2 separate regions of the Mus musculus genome follow, and region 1 is linked to region 2. Evidence: chromatin contacts called from ENCODE Hi-C or POLR2A ChIA-PET data. All regions are on one chromosome and are shown on one strand. Each heading gives the region's core, a stretch centred on a gene start or an enhancer-like site at or near the end of the contact. The rest is flanking DNA. Distances are from core to core; before and after follow the strand shown.

The links. Hi-C counts contacts between places; a loop is a spot of excess contacts on that map. ChIA-PET counts read pairs that join two places held with the same protein, here RNA polymerase II (POLR2A).
Region 1: a loop to region 2 is called in a map of left cerebral cortex, with 3 times the contacts of the local background. The contact joins the promoter of Platr29 here to the enhancer-like site in region 2. A Hi-C loop is called at or near these places in 7 of 37 maps with a recorded cell type or tissue (Patski, gastrocnemius, heart and 1 more). POLR2A ChIA-PET finds 5 or more read pairs at or near these places in 4 of 5 experiments (Patski and embryonic stem cell).

The regions. Positions count from the first base shown.
Region 1 is chr2:165,978,510-165,984,430 of GRCm38, forward strand. Platr29 (a long non-coding RNA gene) reads right to left here and starts at 3,147. Exons shown (of 3, transcript XR_001783549.1): 1 at 2,463-3,147; 2 at 972-1,248.
Region 2 is chr2:165,923,355-165,929,419 of GRCm38, forward strand. No RefSeq gene overlaps it. Among named protein-coding and RNA genes, the nearest start is that of 1810021M19Rik, 41 kb to the left of the region's middle. Within about 2 kb of position 2,082, at least 1 of the 3 ENCODE cell types and tissues checked has a DNase peak (open chromatin) inside an H3K27ac peak, as active enhancers do; it is heart, where a contact is called at or near this core.

The DNA.
Region 1 (5,921 bases), core at 1,897-4,396, 56 kb after region 2:
TACTCAGGACATATATTTTGTCAAATTCTATTTTCTATTTCCTAGATCCATCCTTCTCTTTTTCCTTCCCTCCCCATCTTTCTCCATCTCGCGTGTGTATGTGTGTGTATGTGTGTGTGTGTGAGAGAGAGAGAGAGAGAGACAGAGACAGAGACAGAGACAGAGAGACAGAAAGGTTTCACTCTGTGGCTCAGGTTAGCCTCAAACTTACTGTTTTTGAACTTTTTTTAAACTCCTGGCAATCTTCCTGCCTCAGTTTCCCAAGTGTTGGGATTCTAGCCACAAAACACCACTCTCCCATACTATCCTTTGTTTTTCTTTCACGTCATCCTTGGTCTCTATGTCCCCAGTTCTGGAGTCACAGTGTGTGCTTCAACTCTTGACTTTGTTTACATGGAGGTCTGAACTCAGGTCTTCATGCTTTTGTGACAGAGCTGTGACTGACTGAACCATCCCCTGTCCCCTCTTTCTGCGTCAGTGTCTCACTTGCTTCCTGCCTGGTGTCTCCTGCTGACCCCCACTGAAGATTTTTGAAACTGATCTTTGAAAACTGCAAGTCAAATCATGATGGTCCCCTAGAAACACACCCAGTGGCCTTTGCTTAGAGTAAATTGCAAGTACCTTTTACAAGGGGCCTGCAAGATCCTGCACGCCTGGCCCCTGCTTCCTTCTCTCCCAAGCTCTGCCCCTTATGGCAGCCTTTCCCAACCTGTTCCTCACCCCTACCCTAAACTCTGTCCATCCACGGATGGATTTAAAATGTTCTCAGATCTACCTTGGAGATGATGTCTGTCGACAACGAACAGGCTATGCATGGGGCAGGTATGTCTTCAGTGAAGAGAATACAGAGACAGGCTCTTCACTCAGATCTGATTAGAATCTCTTGGAAAGGATTCTTGCAAAATGGAACCGTTCGTCTCCAGGAACAGAGCCTGGGGATGGACAGGGAAAATGGAAGGAACATTTCTTACCTGAAGCCTTTTAAACTCCTGACTCTTGACCTACCAGAGGCAAACCAAGAGAACAGACAGACTCTGGCCTATTTTGGGAAACCAGAAGTCCTCTCTGACTCAGTAGCCCATTCTTTAGAGGTGGTAATTATCTCGCCTTTGTTGCCAGCCGCTAGCGTTTTCTTGTCTGCTTTTTCCTGAGGCCTCCATCGAAAGCTTCCGGAGAACAGAAGTGTCCTCCGGGCAGTTTACCTGGACCTTATCCAGAGAGCCTTGGGTCTAGGCCGGGTTCTGAGTGCTAAAAGCCAGAAAAATATTTGTTGAATATGAATAGGGACAAGGAGCAAAGAAATAATAAACTCGACCCCCAAGGGAATTCATTACTAATTCTTCTTCTTCTTCTTCTTCTTTTTTTTTTTAAAAAGACAAGGTCTCGGGGCTGGCGAGATGGCTCTGTGGTTAAGAGTGCCGACTGCTCTTCCGAAGGTCCCGAGTTCAAATCCCAGCAACCACATGGTGGCTCACAACCATCCCTAATGAAATCTGATGCCCTCTTCTGGAGTGTCTGAAGACAGCTACAGTGTACTAACATATAATAAATAAATAAATCTTTAAAAAAAAAAAAAAAAAGACAAGGTCTCCTATAGCCCAGATTAGCCTCAACTCACAGCAATCCTCCTCTCTCAGCATCTCAAATTCAGGGACTACAGGCATAAGCCACTATAGCACATTAGTTCTTTCCTTTCCTTTCCCTTCCTTTGTTTTGTGTAAATATGTTTGAAGGCAGCCTGGGTAACAGGAGCCTGCACCACCAACCCCCCCCCCCCAGGGGAAAAAAAGCCCAAGGAAACCCATCCTTTCCTAAGAGGAGCCACCATTTCCTGTGTGGTATGGCTCCTGCAGGACCTGTCTCCTGCGTGTAGAGGTCAGAGGTCGGTGGGTACTCTCCCTCCACTATGTAGGCTCTGGGATGGGACTCAGGCCCTCTCTCTTGGAAGGAAGCCTCACAAGTGTCTCACCGTCTTCTTCGTTCTCTTTGTTGCTTAAAGCTTTATTTTATTGTTTGTTTATGTACACTTGTGTGCACATGTGAGTGTGTGTGCCTGCTCTCTCACAGGCCAGAACCCCTGGAGGTGGAGTTATATATAGATTAGTGTGGGGTGCTGGGAACCTAACCTGTTACATTGCAAGAACAACCAGGGCGATGAGCCACCTCTCCAGCTCCCCTTCATTCTTTTTTTTTTTTTTTTTTAATATTTATTTATTTTATTTTAGTACACTGTAGTTGTCTTCAGACACCCCAGAAGAGGGCATCAGATTTCATTACAGATGGTTGTGAGCCACCATGTGGTCGCTGGGATTTGAACTCAGAACCTCTAGAAGAGCAGTCAGTGCTCTTACTGCTGAGCCATCTCTCCAGCCCCCTTCATCCTTTTTTAATAACTGAAAAATACATTGTGTGAACCAGTCATGGGTGAGCACTGCGGACATCTGGTAGACCTGTGTATATACCTGGAGGTCCAAGTCCCTGGGTTATGTGGCTCTTCCTTCTGTCGTTGTTGTTGAACCTTTTGGGAGCTGCTAGGTGGTTTTCTGAACAGCCTATACTTTCCACAGCATCTTACAATGTCCTGTGTCGTCTGTTGATTCTAGGCATTTGTGCTAACAAGAGATGGTGGCTCAGTGACCTAGATAGGAAAGAAGGAAAGGAAGCATTATCTTAGGATTTCTTTATAATGTGTTTCCTTCCTTCCTTCCTTCCTCCCTTCCTTCCTTTCTTTCTTTTTAAAAATGTGTTTCAAGATAGGATTTTTCTATGGAGCCCTGGGATCGAAGCAGTGAGCACCACTGTCTCAGTTTTTGTGGGGGAGAGGGATGGGAGAGGTAGGGTTTCATGTTGCCCAGATCTCTTCCAGCTAGCTTTGTCCAAGGTGACCTTGAACTCCTAATCCTCCTTCCTCCACCTCCGGAATGCTGAAATGCTCTGTGTGAGCCACCACGACCTGTTTTTGTGGGGCTGAAGGATGGCTGGAATTCAGGGCTGCATGCAAACTAGACTCTAGCAACTGAGGGATGTCCTCAGACTTTTTTTTTCCTCTTTCATTTTCTTTTTGAGACAGTGTTGTCTCTCACTCTGTAGGTCTCACTGGCCCACCTCTGCCTCCCGAGAGCAGGGGAAAGGGTGTTCACAACTGCCATTTTTTTTTTTTTTATCTTACATATGCTAGGCTGCCCAGCATATGTAAGTACTCACTAGAATACCTCATTAGCCTTGAATTCTAGGCTGCCTTCCTGCCTCTGCCTGGTGAGAGCTGGGATTGCTAATTAATGTCACCACACCCTGCTTTGTCTGGGGTTCTGAGACGAGGCATACTGAACTGAACCTTTTGAAGGTTTAGTCCAGGTTCCTTTAGAAAGCCACTCCAGCAGGGTGGAGGTGGCACACACCTTTATCCCAGCACTCAGGAGGCAGACGCAGGTGGATTTCTGAGTTAGAGGCCAGCCTGGTCTACAAAGTGAGTTCCAGGACAGCCAGGGCTATATAGAGAAACCCTGTCTCGAAAAACCAACAACAACAACAACAACAAACAAACAAACAAACAAAAATAACAAAACAAACAAACAAAAAAAAAGAAAGCCACTCTCCGGGCTCTTGTTCACATGTTCACTTTGGAAAGTCTACTTCGACTTCTGATAAGATTTTGGGAGACCGATCTGTCTTGGTTGTCTCTCTGTACCAGCTGCTCAAACTGTGGGTTGAGATCCTTTCTTTGGGAGCTGAATGACCCTTTAGTAGGAAACACAGATATTTACACAAAAGTAGCAAAACTGCAGTTATAAAGTAGCAGTGACAATAATTTAATGGTTGGGGGTCACTATAGCATGCAGAACTGTCTTAAAAGGTCACAGCATTAGGAAGGCTGAGAGCACTGCTCTAAATTCTTGAATTGAAGGACTTCCTCCCAACTGGCAGTGGAACCCAGGGCCTTGGGCAAGCTAGGCAGGGAATGTCCACCAGTGACCTGCACAGAACACCTCAGCTCTTCATAGATGGCTTTTAGGCAAACACCCTAGCAACTGAAAGCTAGCTCTCACCCTACCTTTTCTCAGCCTGCTCAAGCAGGGTTGTAACTTCCTACAGTGTGAGCCCTAGGCCTTCCATCCTGCCTTGAGATTTACATAACCACCCAAGCCCCGCCCCCCAAAGGCCGGGCTCCTCCCTTTCTGGAGCCTGGTTGTTAACTTCACACAAACAGGCTTGGTTCTCCGTTCCATTTTTTGTTTTTTTGTTTTTGGCTTCTGGGGATTTCCCGTACTTTCTCGTGAACTCAGTTATTCATTTGAAAGATCAGTTGTCCTTTACTTAGAATTTCCACTTGTCTGCGTGGGGGCGGAGTGTTCAGTACTGCCTACTCTGGAGTGTTGCTGGAAATGGCCACCTTGGCTTTCAGGACACCGCTTCTTTTGGGGCTCTTCGTTCCACCTGGCATCTCTGGGTGTTCCTTCACATGTAACCCCAGCCTCTCCTGTCTCCTCAGGCCTGCAACTCCTCAGCTTCGAGTCCTTTAATGAACCAGCTGACTCATCTCAAATTGGAAATCAGACAGGTCAACCTGGTTCCTGTTTGGTCAGATATTTTTGGGCCCAGCTCTCTTATAAATCACTGGCCAGCCGGTGCCTTGGCTGTCCCTGGGGTGACACCCATGCCTGACCCAATCATCTGTAGTCTGAGCAGAAGTAGGCAGTCACATGATTCCGGAGACAGTGACTTCTGCCCTTCCTGTGGAAGGCAGTGTGGGTGGGGCAGGCTCTCCGAGCCTGATGGGTGCAGACATGGACACACGAAAAGGTTCCACAGTACTCGATTGACAACAGCCGGAGGGGTTTAGTGTTTTGGGTTTTTTTTTTTTTTTTCCAGCTGAATTCTTAACTTGGCTTCTAAGTTCACCCCTGGCATTGACATTGTCTGCCTGCCTCAACACATCCCCTTCTCCCGTGTTTCTGCTCTGTAATTAGCCAATAATGGGAACAAGATTTATCCTCCGAAATAGTTTCACTGCCCCCACTTTGAAAACTCACCTTCTCAACACCAGTTTTGTTCCTCTTTAAAATGCAACGGAGTGATTCTGGGGCTGGGGTCAGAAAACCTTGTGAAGTGGGGCATCTGCTGACTAGAAGCCAGCCTCTTCTCCCAGAGCTGCTCAGCCTCTGAAAGCCTGAGAGAAACTCCTCCTCACTGAAAAATAGCAAGAGCGGAGCCGAGCAGCGAGCAGCGAGCAGCGTGTGGGTGTGGAGGGTGACCCTTGGGGTACAAAAATCTGCATATGTGGTGGGGGTTTTGGGGGTAGGGTGGAAGTGCACCTATAATCTTAGCACTTGGTAGGTGAAAGCAGGACGATCAGCAGTTCAAGGCCAGCCTGAGTCATCAGGCCAGTCCTGGGACACATGAGGATCTATCTAATCTATCTCATCAAACAAAGCAAATTTATATGTGTGTGTGTGTGTGTGTGTATGTATATATATATATATATATATATATATATATATATATGATCATTATATAATCATTTGCTAATCCATATGGGTTCTTAGAATGGTGTGGTAGTGGCACACATTCAGCTCTTTTTTTTTCGCCAATGATAAATTCAAATTCTATGTATTTATTTATTTATTTCTATGTCTTTGAATGTTTATGCCCATAGTGTCTTGAATGAAATGACCCCCATAGCCTCATAGATTTCGAGGACTTGGTCCCAGTTGGCAGAACTGTTTGGGAGGGCTTAGGAGCCCTGGCTTTGTTGAAGTTTGTCTATGTTACTGGTGTCCTACCTTGGGTTTCTTGATCTTCCCAGAGCTCCCCCTCTGGCTCTTAACTGTGGATCAAGATGTGAGCTCTCAGCTGTTCCTTTGCCCCACAGTCATGGACTCTAAACTGTTGAAGCCATAAGCCAGATTTATCACTGTTTTATC
Region 2 (6,065 bases), core at 832-3,331:
ACACAGAGAAACCCTGTTTCAAAGTAAACACACACACAGAGACAGAGAGAAATATTATTATTTTTGTTTTTGTTTTGTTTTTTTGAGACAGGGTTTCTCTGTATAGTCCTGGCTGTCCTGGAACTCACTTTGTAGACCAGACTGGCCTCGAACTCAGAAATCCACCTGCCTCTGCCTCCCGAGTGCTGGGATTAAAGGCGTGCGCCACCACACCCGGCACCAGAGAGAAATATTTTAAGGCATAACAAAATTAGTTGGGTGGTGGTGGCACATGCTTTTAACCCAGCACTTGGGAGGCAGAAGCAGATGGATCTCTGGGCGAAGCCAGCCTGGTCTACATAGTGAGTCTCAGGGCAGCCAAGGATACACAGAGAACTCTGTTGTAGGAAAAAAAATTTATTGTGTGTCTGTGTTCGTGAGGGGAAGTCAGAAGACAATTGTGGCACCCGTTCTCTTCATCTACCTTTTTGTGGGTTCTGGTGTAACCTCAAGCTGCCAAGCTTGCAAAGCAAGAAAGCAATCAATCCCCTTTACTGGCCGACGTCTCACTCGATGATGATTCTTCTGTTTGGTTGTTGTGTTTCTGTGTTTTGAGACTGGGTTTCTCTGCGTGGTGTTAGTTGTCGTGGAGCTTGCTGGCGTGGGACTCACAGAGCTCTGCCTGCCTCTGCCTCTGCAGTACTGGACTTATGTAAGACACCACACCCAACCCCAGGCTGCTTCTTTTTCCCCCTTTAAGTTCTAAGATACTACATTGCTGGTCTAGAACACAAGAAGTAGTGAAAGTTGATCTTAATTTTTTTTTTTTTTAATTCTTTTTTGAGGCAGGATTTCTGTGTGTTTGTGTGTAGCCCAGGAGCCCAAAGCACTGCTCTGGATGCAATATATGACCCTCTGGAACTAGCTCTGTAGATCAGGCTGGTCTGTAACTCATGGAGATCCTCCTGCCTATGCCTTCCGAGTGCTGGGATGAAGGTGTGTGTCACAACTGTCCTGCTTGTCTTGAAATATTTTTTAGCCAGGTGTGGCGGCACACATCTTTAACCTCAGCACTGGGGAGACAGAAAAAGGAGGATCTCTGAGTTCAAGGCCAGCCTCCTCTACAGAGCTAGTTCCAGGACAGCCAGGGGTTTGTAGAGAGACACCAACTGTCTGGGGGTTGGGGAAACAACAGAAAAAAATTTAAAAGTAACTAATTAAAAACATTTTAAAGGGGGCTGGAGAGATGGCTCAGTGGTTAGGAGCACTCACTGACTGCTCATCCAGAGGTCCTGACTTCAGTTCCCAGAGACCACATGGTGGCTCACAACTGTCTGTAATGGGATCCAGTGCCCTCCTCTGGTGTGTCTGAAGACAGTGACAGTGTACTCACATACATAAAATAAATAAATATTTCTTTTTAAAAAATTATGTGTATGGGTATTTAGTCTCTGTCTCTAGATCATTACATCTTAAGTGTTTCCAGTGCCCAGGGAGACCAGAAGAGAGCATTAGAACCCCTACAACTGGAGCTCCAGATGGTTGTGAGCTGTCATGTGTGTCATGTGGGCACGAGACAGACCAGGAGCAGCTCCTGCTCTTAACCTCTGAGTCATCGCTCCAGCTCCACCTTGAGTCTCTCTCCCTCTCCCTCTCCCCCTTCCTCTCCCCTCCCCCTCTCCCCTCCCTCCCCCTCCCCCTTTCCCCTCCCCTTCTTCCTCTCCCCCCTCCCCTTCTTCCTCTCTCCCCTCCCCCTCTCCCTTCCTCCTTCCTCTCCCCCTCCCCTTCCTCTCCCCCTCCCCCTCCCCCTCTCCCTCTTCCTCTCCCCCTCCCTCTGTTGAGGGGTTAGGGAAACATGTATTTTAAAGTTTATATTACACACCAGGCCCAGGAATTGAGGCAGCAGGGATGGCTTGGTGACCCTGCAGAGTCTCACATCAAAGGGGATGACAAAAGCAATTATCAAAGACAAGAGCCTCATGGCCTCGGACAAGGCAAAGCCCAGAATGGCACTGGAGAGGAGCTGCTGGCATAGCTGGAGAAAGGGACTCCTGGCACGGCCAGTAATCAAGCCACCAAACTACATTCCAATGGCAATGCCAGCCCCAGATCCAGCCAAACGACTGTGGCAGCCCCAGTACCAATCACCTTGGCTGCTGTGTCACCATCCCTGGGAAACCACATTAAGGTCTTGAACTCTCTGGCCACCTAGAGAGGGGACTGCCTCAGAAGGTTTAGATAGGACCTCTGGAGGCTGGGAAGAGATGGCTCAACAGTTAATAGAACCCTGGCTGCTCTTCCAGAGGACCCGAGTTGAATTCCCAGCACCTACACGGTGGCTCAGAACTGTCTGTAATTCCAGTTCCAAGGGACCTGACACCCTCACATAGACGTACATGCAGGCAAGCCATCAATGCATATAAAATAAAAATAAATAATTTTTTTAAATAGGACCTTTGATCTTCTCTAGAGGGAGGCAGACACGAGCCTGATTAGACCCCTGGCACAGAATGGGAGAGATGAGCAGTGCCTTGGTGGTCTGGGCATGCCCACTTCTCTGCAGCCCCTGCTAGATCACAGCAGTCTCCCTATTTCCAGCCTTGAATTCTTTTTTTTTTTAAAAGCTTTATTTTATTTATTTATTTTTTTAAGTTTTTTTTTTTTTTTTTTTTTTTTAGATTTATTTATTGGTTATATGTAAGTACACTGTAGCTGTCTTCAGACACTCCAGAAGAGGGCATCAGATCTCATTACGGATGGTTGTGAGCCACCATGTTGTTGCTGGGATTTGAACTCTGGACCTTCGGAAGAGCAGTCGGGTGCTCTTACCCATTGAGCCATCTCACCAGCCCCCCAGCCTTGAATTCTTAATCCTCCTGCCTCCACCTCTGAATGCTGGGATTTCAAGTCTGTGATCCAGTTTACGCAGTCCTGGGGATTGAACCCAAGGCTCCGTGAATGCCAGGCAAGACTCTACCACCTGAGCTCCAGCTCCAGCCTAAGAGCCCTGGTCTGTGTGGGAGCTTGAGTAAAATGGCCTTCAGGGGCCACAGGGAGTGGCACTTTTAGGAGGCGTGGCCTTCTTGGAGGAAGTGTGTCACTAGGCTGAGGGCTTTGAGGTCTCTGGTGCTCAAGCTAGACCTAGCGTGGTGTTCACTTCTGCTGCCTGCAGACCGTGATGTAGAAATCTGGGCTCCTCCAGCACCATGTCTGTCTGCCCATTACCATGCTTCCCACCATGTCCATAATAGGCTAAACCTGTGAACTTGTCTGCCAGCCCCAATTAGATGCTTTCCTTTATTGCGGTAGCTATGTTGTCTCTTTCTTCACAGCAATAACACTCTAAGACAGTCTGTCTCTTTGTCCCAGATGACAACTTACAGTGCCTTCACAGGGGCTGGCGCTTCCCCATGGCCTGTGCTCCTGGCCATGTTGCCCTTCAACAGCAATCCTCTCCTTGGGTCCTGCCACCGGGCACAAAAGAGACAGCTTTTCTGAATGCATCTCTCCACCTCACCCTAGCTAATACCTCCTAGTCCCTTAGACTTTTTCCTCAGTTCAAAGGCTCTAAGGAGCAACTGGCGAGTGGTTCCACTCAGTGGGACCTCCCACGGGTGTCCAAGTTTCTCTGAGAGAGCCTGTGATCGGGGAGGTGAGTCTTTCTGGTTCCTTTTGCCAGCTGTACCACAGACATGAGGAGTCAGATCCATGCTATGTATCAGCGGCAAGGCCCTGGGGTCTAGCCTAGGGTAGACAGCTGAGAAAACAGTGTCCCCTGACTTTCTCTGGATGGAGCTTGGAAGACACCTGCGCTGATGTAGACAGCCCAGAGCTTAAAGTTCCCACAAGGCAGCTCGTCGGTGGTGGTGGTGGTGGGGGGGCTGGAAACTGTGTTGTTTGTGTCAGGACCTCATGTAGTCCAGGCTGGCCTCAAACTTGCTGTGAAGCCAAGAAGAAGCTCGAACTGGAGCCTTTACCATCCTGAATACTGGGGTTATCAGTGTACACCGTGACACCAAAGTTGATGGGGTGTGGGGGCAGGGGCAGCGGGCTCTGTGTTAGGCTAGCTCTCTACCAACTGAACTACAACCCCAGGCAGGTCCAGTGGCTGCCTTCTCACAGAGAATCTCTCTTTCAAGTCCCTTGTGGGAGTGAACGGTCATGGTGGCTGTGGGTGGAAGTTAGCTCGGATGGGGCCAGGACTATACAGGTTGTGACATCCTTCTGAGCACAGCTGATTCTGGGGTTCATTCTCATGAATGGAAATAGGGAGGGAGGTGCTTTAGTTTCTCTTCTATTTGCCATGACAAAGCACCATGACCGAGGTATCTTGTGAAAGAAAGCCTTTAATTTGGGGCTTTCAGTTCCAGAGGATTAGAGTCCATGGCCATCGTGGCGGGGCGCAGGGCAGCAGTCAGGAAGGCGTGGCGCTGGGGATGTGGCGGAGAACTCACACTAGATCCTCAAGCGCAGACACACAGAGAGAAAGTAAACAGTGAACGGCACTCTCAGCCGCACTCTTTCTCAACACTCTCACCAGCTCTGGATCCCAATATGACCCTCCGGGGAGCGGTCTCATTCAAACCACCAAAGCAAATTGTGCCCCATGGGCTCCTGTCTAGTTGGCACAAACTGGAGTCATCCGGGAAGAGGAACCTCAAATGAGGAATTGCCTCCTTCAGATCGGCCTGTAGGCAAGTTTGTGGGGGGCATTTTCTTGATTAATGATGGACGGACGCGGGAGAGCTGAGTTGACTGTGGGTGGTGCCACCGTGGGCTGCATGAGGAAGCTGTGAGCTATGAGGAGTTCCTGCCTCCAGGTTCCCACCTAGAATTCCTCCTGCCCTTCTGATGATGGATGTGAGCTCAAACACACCCCACTCCCCCAAAGTTGCTTTAGGTCGTGGTCTTTATGACATAAAACGAGAAGCAAACTTCTCTGGTCCCGCAGTGGCTTGGATGCAAACATCCTCGATGAGAACTTGAACTTCACGGGTCCTTCTGCTGGGCGACCGTACACTAGCAGATTCAGCAACCAGGTCTCCATCTTGACCCGACAGTTTCTTCTTGAAACTGTGTTTGGGAACAGTGGCAGTTGTTTAGGATTCTGTTGGGAGCCGCCCCCACATTCGCCGTTACAAGATGGCGCTGACATCCTGTGTTCTAAGTGGTAAACAAATAATCTGCGCATGTGCCAAGGGTATCTTATGACTACTTGTGCTCTGCCTTCCCCGTGACGTCAACTCGGCCGATGGGCTGCAGCCAATCAAGGAGTGACACGTCCGAGGCGAAGGAGAATGCTCCTTAAGAGGGACGGGGTTTTCGTTTTTTTCTCTCTCTTGCTTTTTCTCTCTCTTGCTTTTCTCTCTCTCTTGCTTTTCTCTCTTGCTTCTTGCTCTCTTGCTTCTTGCTCTCTTTTCCTGAAGATGTAAGAATAAAGCTTTGCCGCAGAAGATTCTGGTCTGTGGTGTTCTTCCTGGCCGGTCGTGAGAACGCGTCAAATAACAATTGGTGCCGAAACCCGGGACGAGAAAATCCGGGACGAGAAAAAACTCCGGACTGGCGCAGGAGGGATACTTCATTCCAGAACCAGAACTGCGAATCAAGGTTATAAGGTTCCCGTAACACAGACTGTTGAGAAGGATTCAACTGCCGAATTCAGAACTCATCAGCTGGGGAACGACGGTGATAAAGGTTCCCGTAAAGCAGACTGTTAAGAAGGATTCAACTGTATGAATTCAGAACTTTTCAGCTGGGGAACGAGAGTACCAGTGAGTATGTTTGGCCTTGAATTTTTTCTGGTGTTAGGAGCCCTTTTGTTCTTTTTCACATGCTATCAAGTGATTAAGATAGGGCTGAAAATTCTAGAGGAAATTCAGGACAAGCTATCAGAAGTAAAGCGGGAAGAAAGAGTAGGAACAAAAAGGAAATATGGTACACAAAATAAGTATACAGGCCTTTCCAAGGGTCTTGAACCCGAGGAAAAGTTAAGGTTAGGTAGGAATACCTGGAGAGAGATTAGAAGAAAAAGAGGAAAAAGGGAAAAGAAGAAAGATCAATTAGCGGAGGTCTCTAGGAGAAGGAGC